2 separate regions of the Homo sapiens genome follow, and region 1 is linked to region 2. The links are chromatin loops, found by intact Hi-C in ENCODE. Cell type or tissue: heart right ventricle. All regions are shown on one strand. Each heading gives the region's core, and the rest is flanking DNA. Links, peaks and the distances in the headings are about the cores only. Region 1 has its middle 180 kb from the start of PRDM1. Region 2 has its middle 160 kb from the start of LINC02836.

Region 1 (16,476 bases), core at 4,842-7,341, 120 kb before region 2:
CATTTTAGTACCAACTGATAGGTTCTTTTGGTAAATACGATAGTCCAAATCAGTTTTGGCATTGTTTTAGGGAGCCCTAATTCACATTCTTACTGCATCTCTAAGAATAGGAAAATACTTTTTCTTCTATATTGGCAGTTTGCAGCCAAGGCTTCTGCAACTTTAGCATTCTTGCCAGTAATTATTCATTGGTCCTTTCCAATTTTTTTTTTTGTTTTTTTTTTTTTGCTTAGAATACAAACCTATGGGAAAAGATCCAACACCACAGTTGTTACTTTCTCAGTAGAAATGCTTCAAGTGGATCATGAGACCAAACTGAAAGGATATCTCCTTAGAAGTGTCCTTGTATTGACAAAAAGTGAGAAGCGAATCTCAAAAGAGAAAGAAAATGATATTCTTAGTGCTGAGCTCAGTTTAGTTGAGGTTTGAATATTCCTAGCCTCATTTTCTGGTGAAAGTTACTTTTAAATTAAAGAGTAAGATGCCTCTCTCATACCCAGTGGGATTTGCAGAGTCAATCGGTACATCTATATCAGGAAATTCTATTCTAGCTTTTACTGTGCTGATGAAGAAAACATCTTTCCAGATGGATTTCTGTTTATACAGCCTTTAACATTTTTACTTGCACCCAGTTTGTCCCATTGGCAGTACTTCCAGTTCTAATTTTCAAGACTTGAAGCTCACAATAGTGTTTATAGAACAGGAAGAGAAATGGCTCTTTTTTTGTGAGAGAAAAGAAGCTTCAAAATTCCTTATTACTAGGGATATTTTTAGAAAACTTAATAAATAGTACCGATGGCTTGTCAATGGGATTTTCAGCCTTTTATTATGAAAAGTTGAAGAAATTATGTAGTCAATACCCATGCACCTACCGTCTATATCCTACGATTAGTGTTTTGCTATATTTACTTTATAACATATCTATTTACCTCTATCCATTTATCAATCTATATCTATTATATTATTATTATTGATTGGGCCCCTCCCTTCTCTTCCCTTCCCTTTTCTTTTTTGAGTCAGTCTCACTGTGCCACCCAGGTTGGAGTGCAGTGGCGCAATCACGGCTCACTGAAGCCTCAACATCTTGGGTTCAAGCAATCCTTCCACCTCAGCTTCCTGAGTAGCTGGGACCACAGGTGCATGTCACCAATGCCCAGCTAATTTTTACATTTAGTTTTGAAGATATGGGTTCTCACTATGATGTCAAGGCTTGTCTTGAACTCCTGGGCTCAAGCAGTTCTCCTCCCTTGGCCTTCCAAAGTGCTGGGATTACAGGCTTGAGCCACCATGCCCAGCCTATTATTGTTTGGATGCATTTCGAAGTTATTTACAGACATTAGAAATGATGCTCTCATTTTTGAATCATAGATGATACCATCTGGTTATTTGACCAATAGTATATGCTGTATCACATAGGACTAGGTTCAGCCTCAGTTAATAAAAAAAGAGTAGCTTGATGTGTTTTTAAAGAGTCTTTTTCACCCCCTCTGGTAAAAGAAGGCTGAAGGTAGGCATTCAAGGCTGGTACAGTGGTTCTGACATCATCAGTGGCTTAAGCTCTTTCTATCTTTCTGGTCCACTATCCTAGCATGTGGCATTCATCCGCAAGGCCTCTCATGACCCAAGATGGCTGCTGGAGTGCCAGACATCTCATTTTCTAACAGCAGGAAGGAGGAAGGGGATAAAGGCTTCTTTAATGACCTATTCTAGAAGAACAAGCAATTTTATAATCAACTTGTCTAGCTCCAGGAAAAAAACCAAATGGATAGAATTTTATGGGAATCATATTTATAAATGAACTTAGGAAAAATTGACATGTTGATAATGCTTGTATTTTATTAGCCAGAATATAGTCGCACTTGAAGGCTGAGAAATATATTATTGCATATTCCTTTGATGACAATGATGATGATGATTATTATTATTGAGACAGGGTCTCACTCTGTCAACCAGGCTGGAGTGCAGTGGTGCAATCATGGCTCACTGCAGCCTCAACCTCCCAGGCTCAGGTGATCCTCCCACCTCAGCCTCCCGAGTAGCTGAGACCACAGGCACATGCCCCCATGCCCTCTTAATTTTTGTATTTTTTGTAGAGACAGGGTTTCACCATGTTGCCCAGGCTGGTCTTGAACTCCTGGGCTCAAGCGATCCACCTGCCTCAACTTGCCAAAGTATTACAGGTGCAAACCACTATATCTGTCTGTCCTTTGATTATTTGAGTAGCATATTTATTTCAGCCATTTCCCTTTGTTGGGAAAAATCAAATGAGTTGAGGTTTCCTACCCTAGCACAACTGTATGGGTCTTGGGTTACTATTAGAGACAATTGTGGAGGCATACAAGGTGACTTCAAATGTTTTCATGTGGCCAGGTGTGGTGGCTCATGCCTGTAACCTCAGCACTTTGGGAGGCCAAGGTGGGTGGATCACTTGAGGTCACAAGTTCGAGACCAGCCTAGGCAACATGGTGAAACCTGTCTCTACTGAAAAAACAAAACTAAACAAAAAATTAGCTGGGCATGGTGGTATGCGCCTGTAATCCCAGCTACTCAGGAGGCCGAGGCAGGAGAATTGCTTGAACCCAGAGGCACAGGTTGCAACGAGCCAAGATTGGGCCACTGCACTCCAGTCTGGGTGACGGGATGAGACTCTGTCTCACACATACACACACACACACACACACACACACACACACACACACACACACACACACAGTTTTCATGTAACTTGGATTAAACAAAATCATTTGCTCAGTAAATTTGTTGATTATTATGTTGAAATAATATCAAAGTGGTACTTGTATAATAGGATGATCATAGTGAAGTCATCAAAACACAGTGGTTCAAGGCCAAAGGACTAGATGGTCAGCCTCCACTATCCTCAGGGAAACGATCCCCAGAGCTACAAAGGTTAAGAGTCTGCTCTCATGATGTCAAAAATCCTGAGAATTATTCTTAATAGCTTTTAAAGGCCTTGTCTTTGAAGAAGAAGCTTCATTTCCTGGAATTTAAAATGATTCATACCTGGAGAGGTCTTGGGCTGGCAGAGAAGGGTAAAGCTTGATGATATAAGATGCCCACTGTCATTAGGGTATGTTTGAGGCATTCATGTGAATGCATTTATTGTGAAATGCTCCATGCACAATAAAGAGGGAAGGCAATTTTACTTTTACGTTCAATAAATTAAAATAGCTACCATAGGTAGAAAAGTTAAACCATGCTGACATGTTTTTGACAGAAGAGTAAAAGTGTCCAAAATAGGGATTTCTTCTTATCCTCAACCCTTCATTCTCCAATAATTTGTGTTTTGAAATTAAGAATTAGTGTTTTACATACTGCTCAAAGCAATCTACAGATTCAATGGAATTCCTATCAAATTGCTGATGTCTTTTTCCAAAGAGTTAGAGAAAACAATTCTAAAATTCATATAGAACCAAAAAAAGAGCCCAAATAGCTAAAGCAATCCTAAGCCAAAAGAACAAGGCTGGAGGCATCACATCACTTGACTTCAAATTATACTACAAGGCTATAGTAACCAAAACAACATGGTACGTACAAAAATAGACATATAGATCAATAGAACAGAATAAAGAACCGAGAAATAAAGCTACATACTTAAAACTAACTGAACTTCAACAAAGTCAGCAAAAATATATAATGGGGAAAGGACTCCCTATTCAATAATGGTGCTGGGAGAATTGGATAGCCATATGCAGAAGAATGAAACTGGACCCCTGTCTCTTAACATACGCAAAAATTAACTCAAGATGGATTAAAGGCTTAAATATAAGACCTGAAACTATAAAAATTCTAGAAGAAAACCTAGGCACAACTTTTCTTGACATGGGTCTAGGCAAAGAATTTATGATTAAGACCTCAAAAGCAAATACAACAAAAACAAAAATGACAAATAGGGCTTAATTAAACCAAAAAGCTTCTACACAGCAAAAGAAACAACCAACAGAGTAAACAGACAACCTACAGAATGGGAGAAGATGTTTGCAAACTCTATGTCCAACAAAGGACTGATATTCATAATCTATAAGTAATGCAAGCAGTTCAACAAGAAAAAAATAACTTCATTAAAAAGTGGATAAAGGATGTGAATAGACATTTCTCAAAAGATGTACAAGCAGCTAACAAACATGAAAAAATGCTCAACATCACTAATCAGAGAAATACAAATTAAAACCACAATGAGATAGCATCTCATACCAGTCAGATGGCTATCATTAAAAAGTCAAAAAACAACAGATGTTGGCGAGGATGCAGTGAAAAGGGAATGCTTATCTACTGTTGATGGAAGTAAATTAATACAACCTTTATGGAAAACAGCATGGAGATTTCTCAAATAATTAAAAATAGAACTGCCATTTGACCTAGCAATCCTAGTACTAGGTATCTATCCAATGGAAAAGAAATTGGATATCAAAAAGACACTTTCACTCGTATATTTATCACAGCATTATTCACAATAGCAAAGTCATGGAATCAACCCAAATGTCCATCAATGGATGATTGAATAAAGAAAATGTGAGATATATATATATATATATATATATATATATATGAATACTATGCAGCCATAAGAATGAAATCATGTCTTTTGCAGCAACATGGATGGAGCTGGAGGCCATTATCCTAAGTGAAATAACTCAGAAACAGGAAATCAAATACTGTATCTTCTCACTTATAAGAGGGGGATAAGCAATGGGTGCACATGGACATGCAAAGGGAAATAACAGACACTAGAGACTCCAAGAAGGAGGAGTTTGGGAGGCAGATGAGGGCTGAAAAATTACCTATTGGGTACAGCATTCACTATGTGGGAGATGGGCACACTAGAAGCCCAAACCTCACCATTATTCAATCTATCCATGTAACAAACCTGCACATGTACACCCTGAATCTATAAAAATAAAAAAAATTTAAATAATTAGGGTTTGGGCATATAGATTGTTTTGAAAATATTAGCTGTGTTTATTTCCTTCCCCTTAATAAAATATTCTCCCTGAGTTCTGCCTGCAAACTGTGTCAGAATGATCTTTAGAGTTTGGTATTTAAACCTGAAACAGAAAACAGAATAAAGAATTAACTATCGGCCGGGTGCAGTGGGTCACACCTGTAATTTCAGCACTTTGGGAGGCCAAGGCAGGCAGATCACAAGGTCAGGAGTTCAAGACCAGCCTGGCCAATATGGTGAAAACCCATCTCTACTAAAAAAATACAAAAATCAGCCGGGTGTGGTGATGTGCGCCTGTAGTCACAGCAACTCGAGAGGCTGAGGAAGGAGAATCGCTTGAACCCGGGAAACGGAGGTTGCAGTGAGCCAAGATCACGCCACTGCACTCCAGCCTAGGCGACAGAGGGGGACTTCATCTCAAAAAAAAAAAAAAAAAAAAAAAGGAAAAAAAAATGCAAGATTAGGAATCTAGGGAAATGATGAGGATTATTATATCTTTGCTAGAGGCATATAATGAAATTATTATACTATATAGTAAATCACATAAAATAGGAAATAATACCATTTATTTGCCTTGAAAGATATACAAGTCCTATATTGACAGCAAATGTATTATTGCTTCTAAGTCACATGAGACCTAAATATTCCTGCCTCAGCCTGGGTTCCTAAAAAAGCAGAGTCTGAACCAAACTTATAAGTGCAATTATTCCAGGAGGCACTAGAGAAGGAGGGAGACACAAAGCAGATGTGTAATATAGAGTCAATCACCCTGTGGGCCACTGGTACTTGATCACCCTGGGTCTGCTTGAGAAACTGATTGAAATGGTTTTCCATTTCATTTGGAGGTTGCAGGGGGGAGAAGATGGAAACATTTATTAATCAGTTCCTAACCCCATTGGTCAAAATTCCACCCCAAGTGTGTTAAAAACCCCTCTCCCCAGACTCAACAGGGAAGCCCTGGAGTGGGAGGCAAGAGGCTTGTTTAAGGAATGGTTCTTTGGGTTACACTTATGTGAGGTTGATTGGAGTCTGTGCAAAACCAGTCGCTACAGTGGTTTTTGGAATAAGTGAAAGGTGGGGCAAAGAGAATCTGATACAGGGCACAAAAGGTATCACACACATCCTTCAACCTTACCATCTTATGGGGACAATAAATTTACATTAACATAATTACCAGAATCTTGCTGCCTCCAAGCTCCAGCTAGCTCACTTGGGAACTCCAGGACTTTGCACAGACTTCCTTCCCCAAGTGTTGAATAAGTCCACAGAGGGTGCCTAATAAAAGCTCTGATGGTGCCCCTGACTACAAAATTCCTGGCTTCTGCTGTACTGCCAGTTCCTTATCTGACTCCAGAGCTGGCAGTCCTCCTGCTTCTCCTCAGGAGTTTGGCATTCTCTTGCAAAGTGGGAAGAATGTTGTGCCTCCGGAGAATTGCTTGGACCTATGGAACATTATAGAACTTAATGAGCCTGCACTTTCCATGCATAAGGCCAGTGAACCCAGCCACCGTGCATCCCTGGGGTGCTTGTGTGCCTCTAGGAGAGCTGGGGAAAATGATTGATGTGCCAGCTGCCATGCCATAGTCAGGACTCACCTCTGCTCAGGAGCTCAGGGTCTGAAGGGCATTGTGGCTGGCATGGCTGGTTTTTCACATTACTTTCCTTTATAGTTAACTTCATTTTCGGGTGTGTGTGTTTGCACGTGCACTGGTTTCTCTTCCTCTCTTTATTCTTCTTTATTTTCATTCCTTCCCTGCCTCCACCAAGTCTCCCAGATATGTCTCAAATATCTAATTCTCAGCCAGGGGCATGGCTTGAGATTTTCTCCAGGATTCTCCTTGGTCCTTATGTAAATTATGAGGGCAAATAGATACTTGGATGGGATTTGGATATCGCCAAATTCCACACGCCAGAGACACATGTATCTTGGCTCTGGCCCAGGTGGGATCTAATCTGTATCACAAGTTATATATCTTATCTCTACTATCCTAAGGACTCTATGGATCATTCCATAGATGAAGCTGAATAAAATCCTTATGAATATGTATAGTTGACCTTTGAACAACATGGGGGTTGGGGCTCTGACCTCCCAAGCAGTAGGAATCTACATATAACTTTAGACTCCCCAAACACATAACTACCAATAGCCTATTGTTGATTGGAAGACTTATTGATAACATAAACAGTTAACACATATTTTATATGCTATATGTATTATATGCTGTAGTCTTATAATAAGATAAGCTAAAGAAAAGAATGTTATTAAGAAAATCACAAGGAAGAGAAAATATGTTTACTATTCAGTAAGTGAAGTGGATCACCATAAAGGTCTTCATCCTCATCACCTTCATGTTCAGTAGGCTGAGGAGGAGAAGGAAAAAGAGGGGTTGGTCTTGCTGTCTCAGGGGTGGCAGAGGCTGAAGAAAATCCAATATAAATGGACCCATGCAATTCAAACCTGTATTGCTCAAGGGTCAACTGCATTTAATTTAGAACAGAACAAATCTTTTCTTCTAAATGCAGATGATCCAAATTCAAAGAAAAAAAGAACATGTATTTTACCTTAAACACTAGTAGACTTAAGTTAGGTGAACCACCTTAAGTGTGTATCAGCCAGCCTAGGCTATGTCTTTGTGACCTGAGGGATAGAGGAAAATAACAAGACTTTAACATTCCTACTTTGCTGCTGGAGAATTTGAGGCACGAGAAGCTTCAGACATAGCCTAGCACAGTGGTTCTCAAACTAAATCTTGCATCAGAATCACTTGGAGCGCTTGTTAAAACAGATTGCTGGGCCCCACTCCCACATACTCTGATTCTGTAGGCCTGGGGCTGGGCCCGAAAATTTTCATTTCAAATAAGTTCCCTGGTAATAATGACACTGCTGGTCCAAATACCATACTTTGAGAACCGCTGGTCTAGTAGCTTCAGCTTGAGATCAGATGACTATTTTGGTTTCTTTCTTCCAGGCTAGATCTTGTTTCATGGCACTTTCTCTAGTAAAGTTGGCGCTTAATAAAGCTGATCATTTTCAAATAGATTTTAATTGTGTACTTTTGGCATTAATAGATAAAAGACCAGAAAGCAGGTAGTACATCCAAATCCAAACTAGAGGAAAGTATTTTTTGAAAGAACTCTTAGTGCTATATATCAGGATTTGGCAAATTACGGTCCGTGGGCCAGATCTGGCCTACCATTTTTGCAAATAAAGTTTTATTGAAACACAGCCATGCACATTCATTCATATAATGGATGGTAGGTTTTGTGCTACAACATCAGAGTTAAGTAGTTGCAACCAACAGAGGCTGTATTTACTAAAATATAAAGTATTTACTTTACAAAAAACGTTTGCCAACCCCTGGTCTATATGTCTTTCTGAGCAACTCTTGGCTGATTTAGGGAAGTTTTCTCTTGAAACCCAGCAGTAAGCAACATCAGTTTACATTAGCAGATATGAAACTCAGATCCTAACACTTTCTTCCGCCCTCCTTCGATCCTTCTCCCTCAACATGGAAAGTGGCCCAATAAGTGAAATGAAACTTGGCCTGATCAGCGATATTAAGAAAGTGGAAGGTGAAAGTGTTGACATCTGCTTGTATTTTGTAGCCCCAGCTTCTCTGGCAGCATGTGACATGGTGAGAGTGCTCTGGTCAGCTAGCCGTCTCACGTTTTGTGGAAGATTGTCTGGTGTTATCTGACCTTGGTTGGATTTATGTCTATGAAGATGTGTGGTTTGACAAAAGATCTACATCCCTTTCTACATAGTGGCTTGCTAGGTGAACTCTTCCTTCTTTGACTTTTGACAATTTCAGTAAATTTGAGTGTCTGTTGTATATTCGGTATCTGTATGTACACATTGATAAACACATCTGCATATTTTGGGGCATATGTTTAAATCATGGTAAAACACACATAACCTAGAAATTACTGTCTTAACCATTTTTAAATGTACAGTTCAGTAGTGTGGTATTTTCACGTTGTTGTGCAACAGATTTCCAGAACTTTTTCATCTTGCAAAACTGAAAATCCATCCCCATTGAACAACTAACACTCCATTCCCTCTTTCCCGTAGCGCCTGCCAGTCACCATTCTATTTTCTGTCTCTACGAATTTGATTACTCTAGTTACCTACATAAGGGGAGTCGTACAGTATGTATCTTTTTGTGAGTGGCTTATTTCACTTATATAATGTTCTCAAGGTTCATCCATGATCTAGCATGTCAGGATTTCCTTCCTTTTAAAGGCAGAATGATACTCTATAGTATCATATGTATACATCACATTTTTTTTATCCATTCACCTGCTGACAGCCCCTTGGGTTGTTTCCGCCTTTTGGCTATTGTGAACCGTGCTACTATGAGCATGGGTGGGCAAGTATCTGTTTGAGTCCCTGCTTTCAATTGTTTTGGGTACATACCCACAAGTGGAATTGCTGGATCGTATGACAATTCCAGTTTTAATTATTTGAGGAAGGGCATATATGTGTTTTAATCGGGTATGCCCATCCTAAACTTTTCGCCTCTTACCTCCTTCCTGATTTTATCTGCCCCTCTGTAGTTGGTTCAGGTCCCCAGAGAAGCTGGCGCCAAGGCAAGATTAAAAGTGCAAGACAGGATTAAAAGTATTTAGTGGGGGAAATGCTGGTGGAGAATAAAATGAGGAAGCAGGAATAGGCGGGAAAGCCTTCACACTGCAAAGCGGATCTCACTGGAGGAAAGAAAGAGGATTGTGTAGAAAGTCTCAGACTTCAGGGCAATTCTAATAAAGCTGCAGGTAGGTAGATGGGGGGTGCTTGAGCTCAAAGTTGGAGGAGTTCCATGTTTCTCAGGAATGGGTCAGTGCTAATATTGCCATCATTGGTGGGGCAGCTGGGGAAACGTACCCTCTGAAGAGATCTGAGTGGCCACTTTCATAGTCACCATGCCCTTATGTCTCCACATATTGCCACTGAAGATGTAATTTTTTTTTTAAAACAGAAAAAGTGCAGGGCATATTCTGGCAATGTTATATGCGTGGTGGAGAAAAGACTAGGAAGTCAAATGGGATTGGGTGGCAGGGCACCTTAAATGACTTTATTCTGCAATGAAAGGTAAGCCATGAGAGGTCTGTAAGGAGAATAATATGGTTGCTTTTCTGTTTTAAAATGCACTGCTCAGATCTGTGCAGAGGACATGTTTTCCTGGCTGCCCCACCAATGATGGCAATACTAGCACTGATCCATTCCTGAAAAACATAGAACTCCTCCAACTTCTAGCTCAAACACCTACCTGCAACTTTATTAGAATTGCACTGAAGCCTAGGACTTCCTACACAAATGTGGCACTTATCACAATTTGCCCATATGGTTCCCTTTTACTTACATGCGCTTCCTCTCTTAGCCACCCGTTGAAATACTACTTTCTTTTAAACTATTTCTTCACACAACCATAAATGAAATTAGCAGCTCCCTCCTTGAAAGTCTAATTTATTTAGGAAACATTATTTGAAATTATTCACTGTATATACTATGAAAAATACAAAGATGAATCAGATTTGAATTCTGTTCTGAAGGATTGACTTTAATAGGAAAAGTGATATCCCATGAACACTATATTAAAAGGAGAAAGTAAGAAAAGCCTTAAAGCTGGGTACAGAGAAAGTGCAGTGGGAATTCAGAAGAGGGAAAGATGATCTTATCAGAGAAATCCACTATAAGAGGTAGGCCTTCAAGAATCAGTAGGATTTGGGCATGAGGAAATGAGGAGAGGAGGGAATGCCAGATTAAAAACATAACAGGGGCACAGGTATGAATTTTAAAAGAACAGCATTGGCCAGGCACGGTGGCTCATGCCTGTTATCCTAGCACTTTGGGAGGCTGAAGAGGGCAGATAGCTTGAGCCCAGGAGTTTAAGACCAGCCTGGGCAACATAGTAAATCCCTGCCTCTACTAAAAATTAGCTAGGTGTGGTGTCATGTGCTTGTAGTCCCAGCTACTTGGGAGGCTGAGGTGGGATCATCACTTGAACACGGGAGGTCGAGGCTGCAGTGAGCCAAGATGGCACCACTACAGTCCAGCCTGGGCGACAGAGTGAGACCCTGTCTCAAAAGAAAAATAAAAAAGAAAAATAAAAAAGTCCTGACTGATTAAGGTTTTTCAAATTGTGCATAGACCCATTTGTAAAGTGTGAAATAAATTAATAAATTTAGTTTTCCTCTTATCAAAAAAAGAAATAGAATAGGATGGAGAATGTTTGAAGTGTATGGTATGCAGTAAGGGTATTATTTTGTAAAACTTGTTATGTATATATATATATATTTCTACATATATAATGGGTCACTATGTAAATGTACTTCTTCCTGTGGGGCAAGCTTCTTTCTTACATGAGTTTATTCAACAGGATGTCATCATGGAGCATATCTCACATGCTGACCATTAAGCAAAGTCCTGTGTGTGTGTGTGTGTGTGTGTGTGTGTGTGTGTGTGTGCGTGCACATGTGTGTGTGTTTAGTGATGGAAAAAAGCTGACATAGTCTCCATCCTCATAGAGAATATGATTCCGTATAGTGATTCTCAAATTTTCGTGGTATTAGAAACACCTGGAACACTTAATAAAACAAAACACAGATTTTCGGATCCTGCCTTTAGAGTTTCTCATTCAAGGTCTAAAGTGGGGCCTGGGAATTTGCGTTTCCAACAAGTTCCCAAGTAATGCTAAAGACAGTGGGCAGGTGGGTGACTTAAATCAATACAAATTAATACATGATGGCAAACTGTGATAAGTAGTATGAAGGAGATGAACAGGGAATTAAGAGAGAGAATAACTGGGAAACTGGGAAACCTATTTTATGCTGGATGGTCAGGAAAAGGTGTCTCTGGATGGTCAGCAAATGTGTCTCTGAGGTCAGGAAAGGTGACCTCAGAGAAAAGGTGTCTCTAGGAAAAGGTGTCTCTGAGGAAGTGATGTGTAGGCAGTGGGAACAACATGCTCAATGATTCAGAGGAGCTCAGGGAAAACAAAGGTTAAGTGAGATTGGAAAGCAGGCAGGGACTGGACCATGCAGTCCAGCAGTTTTCAAAGGGGAAATACGTGCATTCCTGGAGCAATGAAGACTTCCTACGAGGTAGGCAGGCACACGTGGTTTTCAGAGAAATGCCTTCCTTATGTGCTCTCCTAAAATGGATCTGCTCAATAGCCAGCACTTTGGTACTGATCATTTACCTTTCGTGTCTTTTTGCGAAAGAGAGGCATACGTACTACCTAGCAAATCTTACTAGGGTATTTTGTCCTAGGATGTAAAATTACTTGAGGGATGAAATGAGGAATAACTCAAAATCTTGACTTTGCTGTTGAAAAAATGAATGACTTTAATCATGGAGTAAAAAAAAGTTTTTACTTGTTTTTACTGGTTTTCAAGTCAATTGGTTTCTAATTCTTGGCTTTCTACAAAATCGTAGAACTTTTAGTGTTATTGCTATAACAAAATGTCTTTCATTTCCTCTATTTAGGTGACTAAAACAACTACTTTCTCAGTGCTTACCTCCATAAAAATGAAAAATTGGGAAAAGAATTGATTCTGAAGATGGCTACAGTTTAGCATTAAGGAATATCGAATTATAAATACAGTAACTCACTTAATATCATCAATAAGTTCTTGGAAACTGCTATGTTAGTGAGATGATGTATAAGGAAACCAATTTTACCACAGGCTAATTGATATGAACAAGAATTAAGTTCCTATGGCATATTTCTGGTCACATAAATGTCACCAAACTTCTAAATAAAGAAAAAAAACTTACTAAACTTTAAAATAAGTGTGAGCTATACATACATTTTAAAAAGATGACTAAAACCAAGTAAGATAATTATTTATCAGTCTATTCCAGTTCAGGGCCACGGGTGGCTGGAGCCTGTCTGGGCAGCTCAGGGTGCCAGTGGGAATTCACCTTGGACAGGACACCATTTCATTGCAGGACGCATTCACACCCACACCCACACTCACACGGGGACCGTGTAGACATGCCACTTCACCCAACGTGCACATCTTTGGAATGTGGGAGAAAACTCACGAAGGCCTGGGGAGAGCGTGCAAATCCACGCAGATGGCAGCCCAGCCTGGGAACTATTTTTTTTTCCCAATAACATTATAACAAAACAACGTTGAAGGAAACAAGTTTATTCAAAGACCTGCTATACATGAATTAATCGGATGAAAAACATGCCACTGAATTTGTTAAGAGATTCATTTCTCGAGAGCTTGTTTGGAGGTTCTAGCAGGGGAACGCAGTTACTCTTGTTACTCCTATACCCTTGACCGAAGACCCATCCTCCTCCATCAGGGATGGTTGTCCTCTTTGACCCAGCATGCAGCTTTGGGAGGGACGCACATGGAGCAGTGAGGGAGGAAGGGGACACCACCTAGCCAGCCAGATCAGCTGAATCAACCCTGGCGATCAATGGGGTGACAGATATTGCAGCCAGATCACCCTCACATCCAAGAGATTCATTTCTGATACAACATACTTTATATGTTTAATAATTATCTATATGATTTTAAATATGTTTATGTGATGTTGATTAACTGTACATTTGAAATAAATGTAATAATAACTCCAAGAAGAATACTTTTTAACACTTGTTATGGCCACATGAAAATTTTTAAAATTCCTCTCTTCCTCTCCCTCATTTTTATATATACAGTGTATATGAAAATAAATGTAGTACAGACATATTATATATACATATACAAATATATAGCAGGAACAGATATATAAATATAAACACATAAATATAAGTATAAGCATATATATAGAGTTGCGGAAAAGCATAATAAGATGATCAAAATACTCTGAAGCCAAACAATATATAAGAATAACATTCTCTACATGGTAAGTATAATGGAAATATGAGTTTAAGGAGAAAATGAAATAATGTACTCAGGTACCCTCAGATAAAGAAGGAAGACCCCATGATTTTCAAAGACTGGACTAGAGGCTTGAGGTTGTGGGGAGGAGGTTTCTAGAGAAGGTTAGCCTCGGGAAGAATGGTGGGTTTGGGAAGAGACAGGCTATGAGCATGACATGCAGGCTGTGGGGGCTGCCATTCCTGTCTCAGCTCTCAGCTCCTTCTTGAGTTTTGAGCAGGCAAAATTGCCTCTGTCTAATAACACCCCCCACTACTTTTCTCTTTCTTTCTTTCATTCTCCTCCTGCCCCCTGTATGACAAAATAGGCAAAATGAGTACATCAGAGGGTGAGATGGAGAAAAAGAACTATAGTTGGAGATTTTGGACGGTCTCTTTTAGGTGGGAAGGGGAAGGTAGGATAGTGAGAAACATGATTGCAAAGAAGAAGCCATATAATTTTTTCCCTTTGACTTTAAGTCCTAAGATGGGCAGGCTGGAGGCCTGGGTGATGGAGCAGGCTGGGAGGACTGCAGTTCTAACCCTTGGACAACGCAAGTGGTAGAGCTGTTGAGCTGGAGAGGTTTTCTTTGTGAAAAAGGCAGCTGAAGTCATCGAAAGTGATCTGGACTGAGAATCGGGAGAAGTGGATTCAGTTCATACTCAGCCACTTTTTATGTGACCTTGGGAAGAGCAACTAGACTATTGATGCCCAGTTTCTTTATTTGTAAAGAAAACAATTGAATAAAGTGATCTGTACTTTTTCTCTCTGCTTTAAAATGACTAGTTAGAAGTTATGAAAATTGAAAACAGTTCACAAAAGCCCAGTAACTTGCTTTCTTCATCATTCTAAGAGAGAAAAGTTAAAGCGAACTCTCCAGTTCATTGTTAAAAAACAAAAGAAAAGAAAAGAAAAAGGCATCTTTTCTCTTTGAGAAACACCAAAATTACTCTGCCCCCTAATAGTCGCCTGGGCAGAATTTTCCATCTTAGCACAAAGCAGCTCGGCTCGACCTTGTTTCAACTAATCCCTTCTCTGTATTTAACAAGAGGAACTGGAAGAGTCAGACAGTGTGTGGGAAGACTGAAGAAAATAAGGAAGGTATAGAAACTACTAGAGATGGAGATAAGTTAAACATTCTGGCAAATTGTCATGGTGTATTGCTCATGCTGAATGGTTAGGCAGTTGGGAAGGTAGTTAAGAGAATGGCTTTAAATGCTTCATCTAATTGCAAGCAGCTGTTGATTAGTGGAGCTTGACCAACTGTTTTTAATTCCACTCAGTGGTGATGAAGAGAATGAGACTTTTAAGGGAAACTGGCACGGTCTGTGTATACGCATGGAGTTGCTTACACTTTTTCTGGAGGTCATAGAGTGCAGTAACTACTAAGAGATGTTCTCTGAAACCATTGCAGGCTTTCATGATAATGACTTTCCTAAATTTTACCAGCATTTGTTGGGCTTTTGGCAGGAGGCAAACTTCTCCGTTATCCAAATTCTGGAATGATTTTAGGGACTGATTCATTCCCAATCGCGAGTGACTGGATGTCTTGTGCCAATTCAGAAGCAACTGTTCAGTGGAAGCAGTAAATCTAGAATGAGAGCTGATAATGCCATTTTAGAGTCTTCTTCTTAGGAACATTTAATCTCATTTTTTTGAATTGGAAAATATAAGAAAGTAGAAACAGTTTAACTAGTTTCTGTAATTGAAAAGCCTGCTACAGATTATCTAAAGTTGAGAGTTTTCTGGAAGATAAAGTTTCAGGCTAGTTTAATCAAGTCTGAAACCTTACTTGATGGAATTACTCTACTTCTATGTTATATTTTCTTATTCCTAACAAGATTAGTAATCTTTCCTAATATTTATTTTATTTGCTTTCATTTCTCCTCATAGATTCTAAAAGTTATTTTAATGTTTCTGCATTGCAAACTGAAGAAACCATTCATTTGACTGAAAGCAAGGCTTCTATGAAACCAGGAAGGCCTTGTAGTTCTAACAGTAGCTGCCTAACTAGAAATATGTCAGCAATTCTTAGGGAGAAGGGTGCTAGATTTCTTCAATGCCAGTTATCCATTTTATATCCTGAATTTCAGTGTACTGTAACACAAAGTAAATTTCCTATGTACACATGTAAGATTTATCAACAAGGATCTTTTTCACAGCACTGTTGATAATGGCACAAAATCAGAAATATCCTAGGCCGTGCATTTGCCTGTAGTCCGAGCACTTTGTGAGGCTGAGGCTGAAGGATCACTTGAAATTCCTACTTTGAAACTTGAAGTTTCAAGTGAACCAGCCTGGGCAACATAGCAAGAACCCATCTCTTCAAAAACAAAAAAAATTAGCCAGGTGTGATGGCACATACCTGTAGTCCCAGCTACTCGGGAGGCTGAGACAGGAGGATTGCTTGAACCCAGGAGTTCAGGAGTTCAAGGCAACAGTGAAGCATGATGGCACCACTGCAGTCCAACCTAGGCGACAGAGTGAGACCCTGTCTCAAAAAAAAAAAAAAAAATAGAAAAAAAGAAAAAGAAATATCCTAAATGTTCATAATTGGCATTAGCTAAAAAGTTTGTGGTGTTTGTATGGTCTGATATTTTGCAGATATAGAAAATGTGGAAGAATATATAAATGAC
Region 2 (16,476 bases), core at 6,206-8,705:
CAGAACAAAGGAACTGGCATGACCTTAGTGACTATTGTTAACACCCACCACCTTGATCTACTTGTCTTTTCATTTCTGTATCCTTAGCACCTAGCACAGTGCTTTTCAGAGTAGGTTCTCAATAGATTTTTTTTTTAAATGAATGCCCATGTTATTAAAGTCAATTTTCATCTTGCTTAGGTGCTGGCTGGGGGAGTAGAAGTTAAATGGTTCCAAAACATTTCATGTGAATGTGAATGAAGGTGGTGGGTACAGAGATGAAAAGTGTTCCCCTCTTGGGGGGGCCTCAGGAAGCGAGAGTGGTTCTAGAAGCCCCTGAAGCTCCAGGCCTCTATATGGTGTGTCTGCCAAGCTCAGCCTGGCCTATCCCCTGGAGCAGATAGTCCTGATGAGATCTCTTGGTTGTGACTCTGTTACTGGGACACTGATGAGAGGATCAGGAGTGATACTTGGAATGATGCTCTGGGAGGCACACTGAGAAGAGTCGGTTGCTTTTGGAAAGGAGACAAAGAAAGTCAACTAGGCCAGTATTGGCCATAGCCCAGAGTCAGGAGAGTGGAGTTGGGTAGGGAGGAGATGATGATTGGAACACACTGTGGTCATCCTGGGCCATTGCAGCGACCATTGATGTGGGTGTACAGAATCTTCTGGTGTGCTCTTTCAGTTGTATTAACCAAGTAACAAAACACCAACCTCATTATGTGTTCATAAAGAAATCTTTTCACTGAAAGCATTCTTTTGAAAATTAGAACAGTAATTTAACCAACTTGTTTTTGTTTTGACCACCTCATTAAGGAATTATCTAATGTCAAATGGATTTGTAACCTTTGCAGAATAAATAAGGTTTTGATTTTATTACAATACTGTTTCCTACTCTTCCACATCCCTCTGAAAGAAATGGTTAATCAGCAGGAGCATATACTTTTCCTTTGTTCTACTGCAATTTATAGAAAGACTTATAAGGTGGTTTTTCCATGGAGATAGGTTTTTTCTTCCCTTCCTCCACCTACTGCAGAAAGTCATTGCAGGGAAACCTAAGGCTTATGACTTTCTTTGCTTGTAGGCTTTGTGCAGACCTGTTCACAGTCTCTTCAGCCTTAGGACTGTTGGGAGCCTAGAGAGACTGCTGGTGTCCGCTATACTTTGGTGGGATTGTCCTCCCTCAGCCAGCCTCATCTTCAGCTGTCACCTCAGCTGTCACCCACCATGAGGCCTTAGTCTTCCTAGGGTGGCATTTCAGTTGCACCGTGGATATGCTGGACTTCCTCCTTCTGTTGAGCATTTCTCAAAACAAAGCAAGACCTCTGTGGGAGGATGTGGGACAGCCTGAGCCTGGGTTGACAGTAGAACCTGGAACACTGGGAGAGAACACAAACAAGGACATTGCAGCGTGGAGAAAAAACTTGGCAGAAACAATGCAGATCCAATGCCTTGGCTTGGAAGAGGAACAAGGAATCCAATTATAGTACACTCTGTATAGAGAGTTTAAAAAAAGTGCTTTTGTTTTGCTTTAATCCCATAGAAGTAAATGACAGAATATGAACCAGATTGAGAGTGAGTCTTTTGTTCAAGATTTTCCTTTAGATGGTGTCAAGATGGAAAACATCTTTTTGAGCTTGAAGAATGCTCTAATTTGTAGAACAGCTAATTAAAGCTTCTTACAACCTGATTGACCTGTTGTGGTATTGTAAGAGCTAAGGAAAGAATTTACTCCCTACAGGACTGAAGCATCCTTATCCTATATATACTATGTGTCCTGTGTGCTATCCACCCTGGGGGGTGGGCACAATGTTCTAATGACCCTCAAATCCCTAGTTGTAGTTCCTTTCCTATAAGGGATGAGAGTGCAAAGGTACGCAACAGAGTAACAGACAAAAAGCCTGTCACCCACAGCTTGAGAATTGTATTTTGTCCATTTAGACCTATATAATCTATGCATAAGCGGATATATCGATATCACATGTAAATATATATTTATGTGCAAATACATAAGCATCATATATAACATGCAAGTTTTCATTCTGTAATGAGAACAAGTATCAAAGGAGCCCAATTCTTTCAAATATAAGGGGTTTAAATCAGAACACTTAAAACGTTTGATATTACATTCAGATTTTACATCAGTCGTGAAGAATCTGCTTTTCTCTCAAATTGTAATGACTGACTAGCATAACCCCTACCCTATGATCTTTCCTTGGGGCTTAACAATTAAGTGAGTAATGATCTTGGAAGGTTAAGCAGATAATATGATTGTGAAAACCTATTAAATCCAATTATTTTTTTTTCCGTGACCATGAAACACAATCTCTAAAAGCTGAGGTTGTGCAACTCCCTGGAAGGCTCAAGGCTCAGCTCAGTGTTGCATCTAATGAAAACAAAACCAAAAATAAAACACAAGTGATCCATGAGGCTGGCTCTTTGAGCCTCATTGCCTGTAATTGTAAACATCTGAACATCGGGATTTTCAGGAAAAGTTCTGCCCTGCAAGACATGCAGAAAGTCAAGAGAAACCCAGCCCAACCCTTGTTTTTAACCGATGACTCTTCTGGCTACTTGTCATGAGTATTCCAATTCAGATGAGAGAGGTATTCGTTTCTGTGTGGAAAAGCTGTCTGGCCTGGGATAGCAGATAGCTGTTGAATTCAGCTCTTCTGTAGATCTCCTTGGGCGACTAAGACCCCTCAGGTAGAGATTTCACCCTGGCATTCCAGGTCTCTGTCCTGGGCTCACTCTTGATGAGGAGGTGAGATGCTGACCCATATTGGCGCAGTTGTCACCTGGGCATGGGTGTTGTTCTTGGTGCCAGTTGCACCCGATACTAAGGAAAGGGTGAGTTATGCCATCATCACCAGTGTTGCTTCAAAGTAGGAGGTGCTCTAGTTGTCTGGTTACCTGTGTTGTCACAAGTTTAATAATCCTTTCAGGGTGGAGCTCCCACTGGTGAGTTTCCTTCAGATTAACACTGAATTCTCTTTGTCCTCTCCATAATGGTAATAATAAAAATAATGTTTCCTTTGCTAAAGGCATTAACTTTCAGGCTTAAGTTTATAACACATGTTTAAGCGATTACTGTGCTTATATATCCAGCTTCCTCCAGTCACAAGAACAATGGTTTGCAATAAAAAATATGATCCCTTTCATTTGTAGAACACATTAAGTTTTATGAAGCACTTTTACACCAACTATCTCCTGTGTCCCTCAGGCAAACCTGTGAGCTAGACATGGAAGGCATTCTTCTTGCCTCCTTCCCCCTTTTAAGAGAGGAAGGCTTTTGAGGTCCTGAAGATTGAGAATCAAAGGTCATCTGAGTAATAAGTGGACTTAAAATCTGTCTTCCAGTTTAAGGACTGGGTCTCTCTCTCTGTCTCTCTCTATCTCTTTCTTTGCCAATACTTTGAATGTTTGGTTGCAGAATTATTTGGCGATTTTTTTTTTAGGGCAAAAATGACTTGATAATACTTCAAGAAAACAAACACTACTAAAATAACCCTCCCGTAGTATTGCCAGATCTCCAGGTCTTTTGATTGATCTCAGTTATAAGGAAAGAGATTATGGTCTACCATTTGAGAGTTCTGAGAAGCAGGCTGATGTTGCTTTACTGGTCATTCCAAATATTCAGGGACCTGAATGCTCTTTATGAGTAGATTACAGGCCTTTTAGTGTTGTTTTCTACTTCAGGGATATACAGAGATTAGATTCACTGAATCTCAAAGCTGTAAGGGAAGTGTAGAGATTATTCCTACCCCCCGCTTAAGCATTACACTCATGAGAAAATTGAGGCCAAAAATACTAAGTCATTTACTCAAGGTCACAAGTTTGTCCAACAGGAGGTAAACATTATCTGTTAAAACTGTTTCTGTCTAAATCATGAAAGCTACCTTTCCTCCAATGCAGAATGTCATTTTTAATTTCAAGTTATGTCTGTCATATTCTGCCTAATGGGAATTACGCAGTGTGTCGTGGATGGAGCTTTTTGTATATTTTACCTGGAAGTGACAAATCCACTCCGCAAGTTACTATTATTATTTGAACATATCTTAGTGTGTGCATTGTGCTTTGGATCAGTGTCAGTCAATTCCCCTTGAGTGAAATGCTGGGCAAAGAGCAGAGTCGTAGGTCCAGGAGTCTCAGGCTTCACTGCACTGGTGAGAGGCTGGGTGTGGCCAAGGGCATTTACAGTAAGTGGGGCATGGCCTGGTCCGAGGGGCCGGGGTTCTGTGCTGGCCTGTTTGCTCTTTAGACTTCTGTTTGTCTAAGTTGTTGATCAACACCAAGGCAGAGACTGTTTCCTGACTAAGAAATCCCTTTGACATTCTGGCAATGACTCACGGAGTCACTTCATGCCTACAGAGTAGCCAGTGTCACCTTCTGGGGTTCTCAGCCTTTCTCACGTAGAGCACGTAAAACACAAGGAATCAAGTTGATCCTGTGTCAGCCTGCACTCCTGCGCTTTCTTCGGTGCCCTAGGCAGGACCTCAGGCAGCCTCATGCTGCCCCAGAGCCCCTCCCCTGCAGAGCCTTCCCCTGGCTCCCTGCTCTCCTCTCTCCAGCTCTCATCTCCCCATTGAATGGTCTGTCTCACATTGTTTTCTTCTCTACTTGATCCATTTTTTGTTATCTTTTTGCTGTATTATAATTTTCCTTAGGGTGGGATCCCTGACTGACACCTCTCTTATATCCTAGCGGAATACAGAGCACCTATTAAGTGCTTCAAAACACTTAGGGTTGGTTAGTTGCTGGGGTAATGAGAAAAGATGAATTTTCTGAGTCTTCCCTTCCTGCCTGACCCTCTTTTTGCTTTCCTCTCTCCTATCCTTCCTTTCACAAATGTCCATTGCAATAGGAGACAGGCACTGTACTTGGTTGGGGAGAGAGTAGTGAAGGAAGAAGATGTATCATTATGGAATTATTATTTCACCAAAAATTCAGAGCAGGGGAAGATCTTGTTTGGGAAAGGGGGATGAAGGCATTTTGTCTCATAATTAGAGATGAGTACTAGTTGGAAAAAGCCTGACTCCCTCTTTAATTGGGGAAGTGGAGGTGAGGAGGAAGGAGCACTGGAGTTGAGGACTGTTCAGGCTCTGACATGAGCATGTGAGAAGCTATGGGCAAGTTACTTTACACCCCAGAGCCTAGGGTGCTTCATCTATAAAACAAGGATGGTTGTGAGGATTACATTAGCTATATATAAAAATGCTTTTTTAGATTAAGCAAATATTTTACTTTAGTTGATGTTAAGTAAATGCTTTTTTTAAAAAAATTATGCTTGGTATTATGTTTGTGCTATGTGAAAATGCTTTTTAAATGTCTATTATACAAATGTGAATAGTTTTATTCTACAGGGCAAGTCACATTTTATTTTTCCTCACTGCAAAACTTGACTTGAATAGTTGCTACCTTCCTTTTAAGCATGTGATAATAGGTAATAGGCCGGTTCCTTGTGGGCAGAATTAAGAACTCCTCTGCGTGTCAGACGCAGTGCACCCCTGAAAGTACATTTATTTCCTTCACTGAAGCAGCAGTTTGCTAAGTGACACGAGTCATGCCTGAATGAGCTAATAAAGTTTCCAGTTGAAGTCACACTTGGAAATTGTTCATAATGCAGAATATAGTCCCATGATAATTTTTAAAAATGCAAAAATATTCTGGGTTGACACAATTTAAGGTAAAAAAAAATCTACATTTCGGAAACAGTAGAGACCACCCCAGTTCCCTTCCCTTTTCCCAGCACCAAAAAAAAAAAAAAAAAAAATCCCTGAAACCAGAAGAAGAATTCCTTCCAGATCTAGAGTGTCTCCCTCACTTCTTACATTTGACCATTCGCCACAATTTAGGGGACCCTGGCTGGGCCCAGGGGGCTGGGCCGCAGCATCCCAGGCAGGATGCTTCAAAGTCACTCACCTTAGAATGCAGCTAGAACTGGCAAATGCTCACCCCAGTTTCTCCACTGATTAAATGGGAGGACTGGTGCTGACCTGATTAATAATCTTTCTTTCTGGAATAATAATGAAAGATCTCTAAAGCCCTCCTCGTGAAACGTGATGCCAACACAGCAGGACCTGACTGTGAAACCAGTTCCCATGGCAGACAGCCACTGTAGAGCACAGGTCGCTTTCACTGGGAGCCACTCCTGGTGGCCTGTGTTGTAAGCCTCCTTCCCATTACATAAGAAGAGTGGCTCCTTCCCCAGCCGCAGCAGCACTGCCAGGCAGATCTCATGAACTGGTCCCTGAACTTTAGACCTTGCTTTCTCCGTGGTCACAGACAGACTGGCTCTCTTTAGAGAAAGCCTGTTCCTGCCTCCTTCCAAACTGCTGGAGTTCCCCTTTGCCATTCACAGGCTCACTGGTTTCAAAGGTGGTTTCTTTCTTTCTTTCTTTCTTTTTTTTTTTTTTTTGAGATGGAGTTTTGCTCTTGTTGTGCAGGCTGGAGTGCAATGGTGCTATTTCAGCTCACTGGAACCTCCACCTCCTGGGTTCAAGCAATTCTCCTACCTCAGCCTCATGAGTAGCTGGGATTACAGGCATGTGCCACCACACCCAGCTAATTTTTGTAATTTTTGTATTTTCTCCATGTTGGTCAGGCTGGTCTCGAACTCCTGACCTCAGGTGATCTGCCCACCTCGGCCTCCCAAAGTGCTGGGATTACAGGTGTGAGCCACCGTGTCTGGCCCTCAAAGGTGGTTTCTGTAAGGTAATTAAATCAAATCCAACTGAGTCATTTTCTGGTTTTCAAAAGCCATGAATGGCAGAGCAAAGCTTTTCAGAGACCTCTGGAGTAACAAGGGCACATTTGTCACACCCAACCAGTTTCCTGGTTGAAATGGAGACAATTATTGGGTGTTCATATTATAGTCAGCAATAGAGTGATATATTGACCACTGATAATATCACTTGACCTTCCCATTTCTGAGAAGTGCCTGGTCTGCCGTGTATAGCAAACTGCACTTACATAGAGGAGGCTAGGTGGTAGGAAAACATTTTCCCGATGCATTGGTCCTGAACAGTAAGCAATGCAGGTGATATTGATATTGCTGAGTTTAGAAGACTCTGTAGGCATTGATCTTCCCATCTGAAAAATGGGGAGGCAAGGGAAGATGATCTCCAAGTCCCTCCTAGGGTAAACAGGATTCTCTGAATTAGTGACAATCTTTTGGATTAAGTGGAAATGAACTCTGTGTCGATCTTTTGTTAGCAACTTGCCAAATGACCTATCTGGGCAAATGACTTCCTCATCTGGGCATTGGGCTTGTGTGTCGACTTCCTGCCCTCTGGTGTACATTCTTCTCCCTTCACTGGAGACTCTAGACTGTCAGAATGCCTGGGGGAGGGACTGGAAGCATCCGTGGGGCACCAATAGGTGTCTGCTGTTGCTACAGTGCAAAAGAACATTTCAGGGCAGGGTTAGCTGGATTTGTCCGTATTGCAGATGAGAGGGAGTTTTTAGGACCCAGTTCCAGCAATTTTTCCTCCTCTGCACAGGTGCCATGCATCACCTTTTCCTCCAATCTAGTCTGAACTAGATTCAAACTTCCCTTCACTCTCAAAGGGTTTCTCATGTCAGTGAAATTGCTGCTTCTGGGTGCAAGTTTCCTGTGCCTCCTACAGGTAACAGTCGACTGATGGTTTGAATCCAAGGGTCTCCCACTGACATGACTGCAGGGGTCAGGCAGTGTGTAGTCATTTCAGCGTGAGACTCTTGGATCCTTGGATCCTTTTGATTTACAACAAAGAAAAATGGGGCACCAACAGGCTGTTCCTATAAGGCATATGTGTTAACTGGTGGGGCAAGGAGGACTCTGTCCTCCTTTAGCATTTCTCCCTTTTGCACCCATTAAATAAGAGGAGAAAATGTGGCTGCCTGTTGGCTGAATATGACCTGTTGATATGTTTTATTTTGTCTACTTCCAGTTTAAAACAAACTCATATTTAAAAACTAAGAACATAACTTTGATTTAGTTGGCAACACATGTAAAGTCAAGATCTTAAATAAAAATTTAGATTTCCAGTTTTTCATGAAAATTTCTAGCCACACTGGGATCTCTATTTCTATAAGGTCACACCTAGCTGAAGCTCAGAGGTCGTTGTTCCCATGCAATGGTTCAGGCACTCTCCATGGTGACAGAACCCACCTGGCCCATTTTACTGTTTACTTTTTCTGCCTGGCCCTGGTGGTCATTTCAGTGTGAGACCCTTGGATTCAATTGATCAATTGACTGTCACCTACAGGAAGCACAGGAAGCCTGCCTCCAGAAGTAGCAATTTCACAGACATGAGAAACCCTTTGAGAGTGAAGGTAAGTCTGAAAGCATCGAGAGGGGCAAGGTTCTAGAGGGAGGTTCCATCTCAGGCCTTGGGCATCACACAGGTATTGGGCCAGGGCAGTGGGGCAGGCAGGCACCTGAAATTGAGCCCAACAGCACAAACGGGTGGTGCCCCAGGGAGGAGAACCTGCTTTCCTTCTCTCATGCCTTGGGTCAGCCCTGCGATTGCATCAAAGTCCAGGCCTCAGCATGACCTCCTAATATCAGCAGGGAAGTCTAGTTGGTACGTTCATCAATAAGGTAATATTTAACCTCCTATTTTTAGCTCTATTCATTTTTTTTTAAATTACCCTCAGCCTTCTTAACTATTAGAACCCATGAGTGAAGGATCATGCCCATGACTTCTTAGATTTTCATGCTCCTTATCTTTCACAACAGGGACCTTGGCTTAGCCAATATTTTCATGCCCTAATAACTGTAATCAAAGCTTGGCTTGGTCATATGGTAATAAATAGTTGCCCATCTGGGACAAGGCCCTGTAAAACACAGAACAGGAAATCCCACATCATTTGGAAAGTTGTACTTTTAGTTTCATAACTCAACTTTTGCTTAACAAAGATAGCTGTTATTGAAACTGAGCCTTTACAGCATAAGAAATGTACTTAAATATTTGTGAAAATCATGTCTTCATACAAAGTATTTTCCTATATGTCATCTTTTTAGAGTATCGCCCTGATCTGCTGAGGCAGGCAGAGATGTTATTATTATAAACAATTTATGAAAAAGAAAATTGGGGTTCAGGAAAATTTAAGTGACTTTGCTCATGTCTCACAATTAGGTAAACAGAATCATAACAGGTTCCTGAGGTTTCTGATTCTCCTTCCACAGATCTTTCCAGCCTCCCTCTGCTGCCTGTGTGTCATGGTGTGTGTGTGTGTGTGTGTGTGTGTGCACGTGTGTGTACAACACATACCAACACAGATGGATGCCAGTGCAGAGAGGCAGAGTTGTTGTTTTAATCTAGGAAAAACTTGCAAAGTCTTTTGATTTGGAAAAATAGCATATGTTTGCTTATAAAATATGTATGGTTACTTAAAATTAAAAAGAAGCACTCCATGAAAACTTAGAGAAAAGATTCCATTACATTGAGGGGATTATAGGACAAAAGACTTTATAAGCTTATTTTTCTTTATGGATTCAGGGCCTCTAACAAAATAGTGTTTTGATTAGTTGTTTATAAGAAAATGTCTATAACGTATGATGCTATGCAGGAAATGTTTTCCTTAATTGTTAAATATGTAATGACTATTTTCTATGTATAAAATATGCTAAAGAAAATTCACAAGTTCACAATTCTATTATTCAGCTACTGGTAGCAAATCTGCATCTATTTCCATAAGGCTTCATATTTCACCTAAACAACTCCATCCTCATTTCTTGTTGTTGTTACTTTATCAAAACAAACACAAAACAAATAGAACATACTAGACAGATTAGCAAGATTAGTTGCTTGGATAATGGCTGCCACTAGGAGTGGTATGTTCATCCTACCTCCTCCTTTCTCAAATTGAGATCATGGCTCTGCCTCTTTAACTTTCAAATCTACTCCACGGAGTTTGTTAGCCTTTTCTGCTTTCTGTTTTTTGCTTTGTTTTTGGCCAACTAGCAATGTATTAGAAACATGCTGAAAGCAAACTTGACTGTTCTATAGAATTATTTATACAGTTTTAAATATTTGACCAGTTTAAAATATTTTGAATCTTCAAAATGAAGACTTCTGTAAAACTTTGTGTGGAGATGGAAACTGTAGTGTATGTCTTAGGAAAATATTATTCTCATATAATTCTTATATAAATAATTCATACAAAATAGTATTCTTTATATAACTTATAAAGTAGAGGTGCTCGCTTAGTAGAAAAAATTACTTTGAAATGCCTAACACGTTTGTTTCAAATAATTATTTTGTGAGATTTAAAAAAAATCTAGATGTCATTTTTATGACATCTAGTGACCTTGTTTTAATCAAGTTTTTACAAAATCAAAATGCAATTTTAGAAAAACTGTAAACATCTCAACACTAAACTTGTTATTTTCAGGAAAGTGTGCTCTGTATTTGCTAGCTAAACATTTAGCCTTTTAACACAAAACTGGGGTTGGCTTGATCTGTGTAGGAAGTGACCTTCATTTACTACCCCTCCCTACTGAATTCTAGCTTAGTTTTCAGCTTCAGTGCCAAGTGTTCACAGTGTGAAGTCAGCTACAGAGTGTTAATAGTTCTTTCCTCATCATCAGGAACCAACAGGCTTTATATGATCATTTCTTCAAATTAAGTCTACAAAGAAAACGTTACCAAAATGTCCAGATTTCTTTATCTGCTCGTTTGCACCTCCTCATAGGAATCTTACTAATGCCAGCTTTAGCATTAATCTTTCTATGAGTTTTTTTTAAGTACACTTTAAAAATTCCTGATTCTGTGCATTTGATCATGTTATTTCCCCACTGGAAGGGTCCATTCTAGTTTTATTTTCCTGGTGGAAGCCTTCCCCTGTCTTCAAGCACCACCTCAAATCTCACTTTCTTCATCAAATTTCCCCAGGATAGGTGTTTCCTCTGGACTCCTATACAGTTTATGTCTAAATCATTATTTTGGCATTCAGCATTCATTCATTCATTTATCAGTTTTTAGGACACAAAGGTAAAGTAGGCAAAGATCTTTCAAGAACTTGTAATTTAATAGGGTGATGGCCTATACTTTTATTAATTCATTAAAAAATAAGCTCATTGCATATTAACATTGTTAGCATATTTGAAATGAAAAAATATTTCAGAACCAAAATATGAGTGAGAAGAGTGGCATTCTTTTTTCACTTTTAGTAAATGAAAATAGCCTAATAATTATGGCTTCATAAGAGAAAGCTGGACTCCTGGTCTGCTTCTGCATTCAATGCAATATCACAGATCATGTCACCTCTAGAAAAGTCCACTGTACACTCACGAGAAATGCAAATTAAAAGCAAATAACATAATTATATATCATTAGGTATTATTATAAAAATATTTTTTCCTTACTGGACTCCCTGGGAGTCTCAGTGTCCCCCAGAGGTCTCTGAACCACACTTTAAGAACTGCCAGTTTATGCTATACAGGGCTATTCACCTCTTTTGATGGATATTCTGTATTTGCTCTCTCATTAAATTGCTACCTCCACAAGCACAGGGATTGTGACAGGTGCTCAACAAAATGAATAGCTGCTGCTGCTGCTGATGATGGTGTTTGTGTGTTCACATTTAAAACCATATATATCCACACGTATATACATACCTGTGTATATCTATCTATCCATCTATCAGTTTATCAATCACGAGTGTTTTAGGGAGGTAAAGTTCACGTACTCGTAATACTGTTAAGTATTACTGTTAAGCTGTAGCTGGCTGTTAATAATTTGCGTAAAGGTAGTAACAGAGGTAATGTTAGTAATAAAGCTAATTACTCTTTCTACGAAGAAATTAGTCAGAAAGGAAATTCATGTCCATAGACAGGAAGGAAAACTAACAGTTGCACTTTGGCAAATTTTAAATTCCTAGGGCTTTTGGTACCACTTCATCATGTTCCTTTCCTGCTTGGTGACCGATGGCAGGTATGGTCAGATTTGCACGTGAATAAAACATACCTGGAAACCCCAGCCTTGAAATCTGCCATAGGAAGTTCATATTCTTTAGCAATTTCTCAGGTGAATTACATCAGGAAGCGCTTAACAGGTTCTTTCAGGAATCAGTATTAATATACCTTCCTTAAGGCTCAAAAAGAGAAACAAAATGTGCCCTGGCCACATATCCCTTCCTCAGAACATGCCATTCTTAGGCATGTCAAAGCAGGGCTGAGTCTCACATTATCTTTCTCCAATGTAAGCCTTGACCAGACTTGATTTGCTTCAACTTATACATTCAAGATGAAATGTAGCCACAAAGAGAACTTTAAAATCTTTTGGCACTTACAACTAAGTATTTATACATCAGTCTTTCTGGAGCTGATGTATTTCATTTCTATTTTGTAGGTGGAAAGAACAGGTTAGTACAGATTGAAATGATCAGACGCATGGGATGAAAAACCATAAACTTACACATTGTTAAAGCTCGAAGGAGTTTGGAGATTGTCTTGTGTGTCCAACACTCTATTTTACAGTAAGGATGATGAGACCAGAGATGTTAAGCAACTTGCCTGGGGACTGTGAGCTTTCTCTCTGAGTCTCTGAGCTGAAGGTCTTTTGTGTCCCGTTCTGTGCACCAGCCCAGTGAGTGGCTGTGTTGAGCCTTTCTCACAATCCAGGCTTCATCTCCCTTAAAGGCTGCACTGTACCGAGAGCACATGTTTAACATGAGGCATTGGGGACATGGTCTCTGCCGCCAAATGAGTGACAAGAGGTGCTTTTGCGTTGCTCTTAACAGGGCCACCATGCTTCTGAGTGAGGCTTTGAGCAATGTGTCCAAGAGATCAGGACACCGGGCAAGTGGTTCTCAGTGCTGGCTGCCCATTCCAACCTGCTGGGTTTGGTTTGCAAAATTCCAAGACTTTGGCCCCTATCAATGAAGTGAGAACTGGGGAAGGGGATATTGTGAGCATCACACTAGGTAGTTCTCGTGCACACAAGAGCATGATCTGGCCATGCTCTTTTCTCAGACCCTTGGTCTCTTCTTCCTCCAGCCAAATTAAGCTGCTCTCTTAGCCCTACAGGAGAGGCAGCACCCATCACAGGCCTTGCTTCAGAGTTTCAGGAAGATCTTGCTGAGTTAGTTGGGCAGAGAGTGCACTGCCCCTCAAGGCAAGTGACCACGCACCTCCGGCTTCGTGAAGGACAAGTAATTTTATGACACATGGCTTCCTGCTTGTCTGCATGCTGCCCACCACACCACACGCCTGGCCTTCCGTGAGCAGAAGTTTCACTACTGAAATCAGTGGGTGACCTTTCTCATTTTTCATACCGCCGGAAGAAGAGACAATTTGCTATCAAGTAGGTTTGCAAACAAGTTGGGTATTTCTGCAAGACAGGGAGAACCTAGTAATGGAGGCCTAAATGGGAAGCATTCCTGGGTACCACTTCATCATGTTCCTTTCCTGCCTGGTGACAGATGGCAGGTGTGGTCAGATTTGCACATGAATAAAACATACCTGGAAACCTCAGCCTTGAAATCTGCCAGAGGCCTTTGCCTTTTCACTGTTGGCTGCAAGAAAAGGTGGTTATTTTGTGAACATTTTCAATATCATTGTAACTCACTAAAGAAGTCTACCCACAAAACATCAAAACACTCTGTGTTCCCAGGCAACTGTTATTTGCTCTCTCCACTTTTATGCCAGAGGTGTTGGCGTCATGGAACGTGAGTAGGAGATTTCAACCTGTAGGGCCCAGAGTGCTGGCCCATCACAGCGACATGCCACCTCTTCCTCTTTCGAGAACAGCCCAGCATTTCAATGAGCGGGAGCTGAATGAAATCCTCATCTGGGGAAACCTCATGGGATAAAATGTAGGGAAGGCATCAAGCACAAGGTAAATCCAAACTTGGAGCAGAAGGGGTAACAGTGCAGGAGGAGTGGCACAGTCTCCAGGGAGCCAGCTCTGGGTTCCTTTTCCTACATCGGCTCCTCCAGGGTGTCTCCTCCCACCCTGGGTAGATACTCCCCTTGCAACACAGAGGAAGCTTCATACCCTTGGCAGCCAGGGAAGGTGCTCTGCTCCAAACTGCCCAAGGCTGATCTTGCATTTGAATGATCTAATGAGGAAGCAGAAGGCTTAGGTGCCTCTCCCCCAGCCACCATTCCCTTTAGGAAATGTAGTCTCATGGTTCTGATGGGAAAATCATGAAATTAAATATTGATATAATGAATTCCATTGCAGGAAGTAGTAATTTTACCAGTAGAAACTGTCATTTAATTATATATGCATACATGCAAAATAGTCAAAAAAGTAAGAGTCCATCAAATATTTAAAGATGTAAATTCTGATATTTTGATGTAAGTTATTAATTTTTTTCAGATAAACAGTAGAAGATACCATAAAAGTTTAGAAAATTTAGTGAAACAAATAAAAGTGATAAAAGTCTACTTATTTTCTTTCCCCCCTCTGTAAATTAGAAGATCACTATTATCTTATTTTAGTAAAACTCCGTCTCAGTTCCACTTTTGAAGAGAAGTTTGGGAACTTCTGATGTAATGGATAAACTACTAGACCCTAAGCAAAACCGTACTCTGTCTCACACTGAGATTCTGGTCAGTGTTCTGTTCTTAACAAGCCTGGTTGCTTTTGACAAAGTCTCAGCCCTGCTCCTGCCTGAAAAACGTTGCCCACACTCCTGGTCCCACGAACTACTAGCAGTGAGATTCAAGCTAAGTTGTCAGTTGCCTGGGAGGGACAGGAGAGATTTAATTGGAAGGAGAATTGTCCGGCAAATATTGTTTAATGATGGCAGAATAGAAACCAGTAGGCAAAAAGGCAAACTGTGGTGCTGATCATGAGCCAGAGCAACAGCTTTCAGGAGCTGATTTTGCACTGAAGTACCTGAGAAGAGAGCCTGAATTTCAAGCTCGAAGAGGAAGAAAAAGGCTTGAGACAACCCCATCAGTGCAGAAAACAAAACTCAGTGGGGAGAGAGGGGAGAGCAAGAGCAGAGAAGGAAGTTCCTAGTCTTGGGTCAGTTTTAATGACTTCCTCTAGACAAACTGAAGGACAAAAGAAGGAAGGCCCAAGCTAGCAGCGGAAAGAAGAACCTTGCTGGGTGTGAAGGGTGGCAGGGCACGGCAGAGTACCACTCAGGGCAAGACATGTGAGCAGATGCCACTGAGAGGTAGAGGAAACAGAACCCCATACCGAAATAGCATGGCACATTCATTCACTAGAAGGCTGTCCCAGGATAATGCCTGAAATTAGAACAAAATATAACATCAGGCCAAAGACATGGATGCTGTGGTGGAAAGAGGTTGGGCAGTGTTGTCCACAACAGACCTGGGTTGCAGCCCCAACTTCAGCATTTTATATCTGAGAGAGGACAAATTGCTTAAAACCACTCAGCTTCCTCATCTGCAAAATGCTGATGATAATCACCTCTCGAAGGTTTCTTATGAAGTTTGAGATCACATATACAAAGAACCTATGAAGATTCCTGTCACATAGTGAATATTGAATAAAGGGTAGTTATTAGCATCTTGTTTTGAATGAAATGGTGGCTGTGTGGAGGCTCCTTTTATGTCTGAACATCTCCGTAGGGAAGGAAACAGGAGAGTTGAAGGTAGATCTACCTGGGCCTATGAGGGAGGAGTCTGGGGAGAACATCAAGATAAACTGCTTAGTTATTCCATGTGGATACTGAGGGGCTGGCTGGCTAGATGCAGAATGCAGCCAGCTTGGACTTCATGGGCCACCAGCAGGGACACTGCGTTAGCACACAACCCGCCCATTAACCTCTTGGACAATGGAAAGTAGGGTGTGGGATCAGACCTCCAAAGGCAGGCTGTGAAAAGCCAGCAGTGAAGAAGCAGGTGCGGTGAACATAGTTCCGGCCTACATCCCCATGGGCAGCCTGAGAGCTCACAAGAGCTAGATGCAAAACATCCAATGCAGAGAGAAATGGAGAGGACAATGAAAGGAAGACTACAGGAGGAAGATTTGTAGCCAGGTCGGGGGTGGAACAGAAAAGCAAGCTAGAAATAAGCATCTGGCACAGGGTGAGATCAGCAACTTTTGATCTTTTACCTGTTAAAAGGTGATTTATGGTCTAAGAGAGTGAAGGTTGAAGGCAGAATTCGCCAGAAACACTCCCTGATGACTGTCTCCATGCAGGTCCAGGAGGAAAAAGAGCCCATGGAGGATGAGGGCACTGCCCTTGGGTGAGTGGTGGGCACAGATGCAGTGAGCCCCAGGGCAGCCGATCTGTGTCTGAGTTTACCATCTGCCTCTTACTAGCTGTATGACCCATTCTTAAGTCATTTCCCTGCTCCAGGTTGCAGCCTCCTGGCTACCCAATGAAAGAATGGAGCCAGAATATCATCTCTAAACATTAAAAAAAGACACCCCTTTTGGAGCAATACCAGAATCTCCTGTGCTCTCCCCTCCCCAGTTGGGCACATGGTCCTTTTCAATAACCCCCACCCCTAGCTGGATCATCACCCTGGCCCTTTCCAAAGCTGACGGTTGGTTGTTCCATGAAGTGAGAGGGACATGTATT

What was found. Hi-C counts contacts between places; a loop is a spot of excess contacts. Peaks named below come from ENCODE experiments on the same cell type or tissue, not always from the same donor. Only the 100,000 strongest peaks of a DNase experiment are listed, where the experiment ranks them.
Region 1: a loop joins it to region 2, with 2.3 times the contacts of the local background. A loop is called at or near these places in 3 of 110 quality-filtered maps.

The regions. Positions count from the first base shown.
Region 1 is chr6:105,901,331-105,917,806 of GRCh38, reverse strand. It overlaps the pseudogene RN7SKP211. Among named protein-coding and RNA genes, the nearest start is that of PRDM1, 180 kb to the left of the region's middle. In heart right ventricle, for the core only: no CTCF peak of the experiment used is centred there; a DNase peak (open chromatin) is centred at 6,348.
Region 2 is chr6:105,784,123-105,800,598 of GRCh38, reverse strand. No RefSeq gene overlaps it. Among named protein-coding and RNA genes, the nearest start is that of LINC02836, 160 kb to the right of the region's middle. In heart right ventricle, for the core only: a CTCF peak has its summit at 7,281 (motif pointing left); a DNase peak (open chromatin) is centred at 7,287; H3K27ac peaks cover 429 bases.